Linked DNA regions of Homo sapiens: region 2 is linked to region 1. The links are chromatin contacts, found by Hi-C in ENCODE. All regions are on one chromosome and are shown on one strand. Each heading gives the region's core, a stretch centred on a gene start or an enhancer-like site at or near the end of the contact. The rest is flanking DNA. Distances are from core to core; before and after follow the strand shown. Region 1 has its middle 420 kb from the start of LINC00687. Region 2 has its middle 83 kb from the start of MKKS.

Region 1 (2,828 bases), core at 242-2,741:
GCATGTGAGGAACCAATGGGCCAGGGTGTTTTAGCCCTGACCTTGTACACATCCAGTCTGGCTTCATAGACACATGTTGCAGAATGGCAAGGAAATAGTTGGGATAGCAAAGGGTTCAGCAAGAGGTCAAATGGGACAAGGGAAATAAAGAGCAAGATGAAGACTCTGAAGAGGAATCCCCTACTTTCATAGATATTTCTAGAACCATTGTTGGCCCCAGTGACACAGTTTACCAATCTTCAGTTATAGCAATGCTGTTCCCTATGCATATGTACCTTAATCTTACAGATCATTTGTTTCAGGCATTTTTTACTTGATTAGTTTCCAATACATTGTTTAGATTTCTTTAGATTCGGAGAGAAGGCCCAAAACATAAAACAATTTATAATTAGAAGTCTGAAGCTATAAAAGTCACCTAACATTTGTGCATACTATTTTCAAAGATGTGGAATTGTGTTACATACTTAAAACAGCATCCTTCTAAGTGTATTACAATGATCTGCTTTACTCAAAGTCTACTGATCTCTCAAAGACTCCTTGATCTCTCAATATGTTTTATTTTATATAATTCAAAGAGAAAACAAAGGAGGATCCCTTGGTTACGTATCTTCTGGAAATATTGGGTTACAGCTAATCATCTTTCTGTATTGTCTGACTTCTCCAAATCTTTAATATTCCACAGTGGGCTGTGAATGCACAAGTGTGAAACATAGTATGCAATATTTCCCTAACCTATTTGCACAGAGAATTATTTGTTATTGGGGCTTTCCTCCCCACACCAGACTTTAGAAAATACAGACCTAGAATTTAACCAGTAGATCAAATGAAACTTTAGTTTTATGTTTAAAACAAAGTTGAAAAACACGCTTCTCTAATCACATGAGTGTTTTTCTCTTTGGATTGAGACTCCTCTGCCCAAATTTGTATATAGCTTAGTGTGTATAACAGGGGAGGGGAGGGATTTCAACTACTCCTTGGAGCTGTCAAGTACTGAATCCCACTGATTAGCAAGGAGTTTCTCTCAACGTCTGAACAGCTTCTTGCCCTGGAGTAATATGTCGCTGAGTCATAGGGAAACATTGCTTGGTAATAATTGATGTACAGCTAAATCTTCTAAGCACTTTTTAACTATACAAATGCTTCTTGCCCCCACGAACAATGAACAAGAGAAGAGGCTTCCTTTTAACTTTAAATTAACTAGCATTTCAAAGAGTTCCAGAACATCTTTCAAACTCACTTCTCTGAGGACATCTAAATAGGACCAGTGACTCCCTGAAGGCACCTTCTACCCCAGAGCTCTGTTTCCTTTAGATACTGAAGTACAATAAAGTTGCTTTATAGTCATAGAGGAAATAAACAGGCTGCTGTTCTCAAAGAATGCGAAGCCCTTACCTGTGCCTTGAAGATAGGAACGTTTATGAGTCCCAGGGGACAGGGACAGCCCCCGGATGTGAGTAGTTTCCAGAGAAACAAGTTGATCTGAAGTTTTTCCTGGAGAGTTGGAAAATCTGCCACATGTCATCCAGCGCTTATTTCTTTGGTGGGTTTTACACTTGGGTGTCATTCAGCAGTTTTATGAGAGCAAGACAATGGATAGAGAAGCCATAAAAAAAATTCTTCTAGTTCTTTAAGGTATGAGTCATCTTTACCATTGAAACCTTTGGTCACAGCCTGAATAGAAGAGGCAACATGCACTGCTTTTTTTTTTTTTTTTTTTTTTTTTGGTAGGGGTGGAGGGAGAAGAGTTTTCAAATGTGTTGCTTCCATTCAGGAGGGAAAGATTATTTAGGGATCTATTGATTTTTCATATGTGGTTTGATTGCATTTTCCCTCACTTGAGTTTCTGGATGTGCTCATAGATTGAACCTCAGTTATGTGGGAACTTTCAGTGTCAGTTTCTAAGAGTAAGAGGCACGGCAGCATTAATTTGACCTTCTCCATGATAAGGGATCCATTTTAGAAACAGTAATAATAGCTCACACTTGTTGAACACTTATTTGTTGTCAGGACCTGATATAAATGTTTCATATGTCTTTACTTATTTAATGTGCATAGCAGCTACAATGCAGTAGTTGTGGTAGATTGTGCAAAAGTGGCTGCAATTCTCCAACCTTCCCTGTATCTGCATCCCTTTGCAATGTAACTGCAACTCCTTGCATCAAGAGATGAAGTCAATATCCTCACCTTCTAAATCTGGGCTAACTCCCTCGTGGCTCTGTGATTAGAGGTGCTGGCTGACCTTGGGTGGCCCCAGATGGATGGCTCCTCTGGCTTCCTCCACATGGTCTCTTATCCTTCAGCTAACTAGCCCAGGCTTGCTCACCTGGCTGATGGACAGGGTCTAAGAGAAGAAAGACAAGGGCAAGGCCTTTTTGAGGTCTAGGTTCGGAAATGCCACAACAATACTTCTCCTACATGCTGTCAGACAAAGAAAGTCATAGTGGCCAACCCAGATTTGAGGGGTAAACAATAATCTACCTATTGATGGGAGTTGCCACAAAGTCACACTACAAAGGGCCTGAATACAGGAAGAGCCATTTTCCCCCATGGGTTTCAAATGACCATGAGAATCCACATTGCCATCATCTAGAACAGTAAAAAGTGAACTAATGATTAATACATTCAAACATCAGCTCTTCATTAAGTTGCTTCTGAAGTGGATACTGCACAATCTTGTAAATGATTATTCATGGTCTTTTCACATAAGTCACCCAATAGTTTGACATTGTCTTTCAATTTTCTCCTTTATATCATTAGTTCCTTTACTTTTAAGGCAGACTTGGACAAAATTCATTGTTTATTATATAATAAGTATAGTGAGTATACCA
Region 2 (2,828 bases), core at 115-2,614, 1.1 Mb before region 1:
GTGAAAAGCTCTCTTCTAGTTTCTGATGTCTCCAGGCATCCCTTGGCTTGTAGCTGCACAACTCCAATCTCTGCCTCCATCTTCACATGGTCCTCCCCTATGTCTGCTTCTGCTCTTCTTTTTATAAGCACATTTGTCATTGGATTTGGGGCCCACCTAGTTAATCCAGGATGGTTTAATCTTGAGATTCTTCACTTAATTTACACCAACAAAGACTCTTTTTCCAAATAAGATCACATTCACACTCACACGTATCTGAAGTTGGAACTTGGACATGTTTTTCATGGCCACGATGCAACCCATTACAATGTCTAACTACCAATATTAAGATTCTATTCATTCAACACACATTTTTAAAATATCTATTATGTTCCAGGCACCAAATGGTGAGGATGCAAATATCAGCATGATGTGGCCACTGTCCTTCCTTAGCCAGATGACAACTTATCAAAGGTTTTTATCCTAATCCTTCTGTAATAAAATATATTTTAAATTCACATAAAAGGATATCTTATCTACTCTGAATCCCTTCGTATTAATTTTTCCATAAATTCTAAAGAACACTCTTCATTGTTACTTTTTCAATTGTCCTATTATTCATTTTTCAGATGTTATTAGCTCGAGGTCATTTCTTTCAAAAAATTTCATGATGTGAAACCATTTTAATTAGTTTCAACATATTTTCTTTCACCACAAGTCAAAGTACAGGAGCAGTAAACTTAGCAAGAACCCATTCATCCCTGTACCATTTTGTCATTAAGGTAACATCAATATCCCTCCGGCTGAGGTTAGCCATATCTTATCATGGCCTGGTTTCTTTGGAAAGCAGAGCCTGAGAACATATAGGTAGTTTATTTGGGAAATAATTCCAGGAAGCAGGAGTGTCAGATGGGGGCGGTTTGGAGGGGAACAGGGGATCAGGGAATCAAGAGGGAGAAACTAAACAGGAATACATTGCCAATTGAGCCCTCACAATGCAGTAACTGGTTTTTGCCCCCGTAAGACTTTCTGATTTTTTTTTTTTTTTGAGATGGAGTCTCACTCTGTTTCCCAGGCTGGAGTACAGTCACTGCAACCTCCGCCTCCCCAGTTCAAGCAATTCTCTTGCCTCAGCCTCCCGAGTAGCTGGGACGACTGGTGTGTGCCAGCTAATTTTTGCGTTTTTAGTAGAGATGGGGTTTCACCATGTTGATCAGGCTGGTCTCGAACTCCTGACCTCGTGATCCAACAGCCTCAGCCTCCCAAAGTGCTGGGATTACAGGCGTGAGCCACTTCGCCTGGCCTACTCCCTTACTTTCTTAGTAAACTTGCTTTCACTTTACTCTGTCATCTCACTTTTGATTTCCTTCCTGCATGAAGGCAAGAACCCATGTGACCTCCCAGGCTGCACCCCCTTGAGGTTCACCCTGTGAAAGAATGACTCACAGGACTCAGGAAAACACTGTACTTACAATTACTCTTTTCCCATAAAGGATACAAATGAATAGTCAGATGAAAAAACATATGATGGCAAGATCTGGAAGGGTCTTGAGCACAGGAGCTTCTGTCCCCATGGAGCCAGGGTCTGCCACCCTCCTGGTACATCAATGTGTGCACCAACTGGGAAGCAGTTCACACCTCATCATTCAGAGCTTTTATTGAAGTTTTATTATGTAGGCATGATTGAATCAGTCATTAGCCACATTAGCCTCAGTTTCTGGCCTCCCCTCCTCAGCAGGCAGGGACTGGGGCTGAAGGTTCCAACCCTCTCACCACATGGTTGATTTTCCTAGCTGCCACCCCCCATCCTGAAGCTCTCTAGGGGCTCTGCCAAAAGTTACCTTATTAGCATATACTTGGATATAGCAAAAGTGGCTCATTATGAATAACAAAAGACACTCCTGTCATTAAGGAAATTCCAAGAGTTTCTGAAACTCTGTGGCAGGAAACAGGGGCAAAGACCAAATACTTTTTTTTTTTTTTTGAGACGGAGTTTCAAAACTTGTCACCCAGGCTGGAGTGCAATGGCGTGATATTGGCTCACTGCAACCTCCGCCTCCCGGGTTCAAGTGATTCTCCTACCTCAGCCTCCCAAGTAGCCTAAATACATGTTTTGATTATTCACAGTACAACACATAGGGAGTGCTCACTGAACACTGACGATTGTTATTCTCGAGGTGTGGAAGCTGTGTCATAGACCACAATCATCACAACCACCCCTGGAACAAACACCTCTGCTGTGTTAACTTTTGAATTAAAAAAGTAAATCTTAATTTAAAAAAAAGAATTTTCAGGCCAGGCACAGTGGCTCATGCCTGTAATCCCAGTACTTTGGGAGGCCTAGGCGGGCAGATCACCTGAGGTCAGGAGTTTGAGACCAGCCTGGTCAACATGGTGAAATCCCGTCTCTACTAAAAATACAAAAAATTAGCTGGGTGTGGTGGTGCGTGCCTGTAATCCCTGCTACTTTGGGGGCTAAGATAGGAGAATCACTTGAACCGGGAGATAGAGGTTGCAGTGAGCCGAGATCGCGCCACTGTACTCTAGCCTGGGTGACAGAGTGAGACTCCGTCTCAAGAAAAACAAAATTCAGAGCAGAAGATTTGGAAATGTTACAGATCACAAGCTCTTTGGTTTCCCATGTAATAAAAATTAATACGGGGCCAGGTAGTTTTCCCAGTCAAGGTTTTTATTTTGGAGCTTGTGCTCAAGCTCAAGGAAGACAGTGGAGGTACAAGGACTCCCTGAAAAAGCTGGTTGGGGCTTTTTTATTAGGCAAAGCACGGGAATTAACATCAGGTGTAGGGTATGCAGGCTGGGTTGGGCAAAGCATGTGAGGGGTAGATTAT

The links. A loop is a pair of places that touch in the nucleus more often than their neighbours do. Pooled maps may share reads with other maps.
Region 2: a loop to region 1 is called in a pooled map, with 6 times the contacts of the local background. The contact joins two enhancer-like sites. A Hi-C loop is called at or near these places in 2 of 37 single-sample maps with no recorded cell type and 3 of 50 pooled maps.

The regions. Positions count from the first base shown.
Region 1 is chr20:11,454,085-11,456,912 of GRCh38, forward strand. No RefSeq gene overlaps it. Among named protein-coding and RNA genes, the nearest start is that of LINC00687, 420 kb to the right of the region's middle. Within about 2 kb of position 1,492, at least 8 of the 41 ENCODE cell types and tissues checked have a DNase peak (open chromatin) inside an H3K27ac peak, as active enhancers do.
Region 2 is chr20:10,349,632-10,352,459 of GRCh38, forward strand. It overlaps the pseudogene RPL23AP6. Among named protein-coding and RNA genes, the nearest start is that of MKKS, 83 kb to the right of the region's middle. RefSeq lists an enhancer at 1,235-1,464. Within about 2 kb of position 1,365, at least 6 of the 41 ENCODE cell types and tissues checked have a DNase peak (open chromatin) inside an H3K27ac peak, as active enhancers do.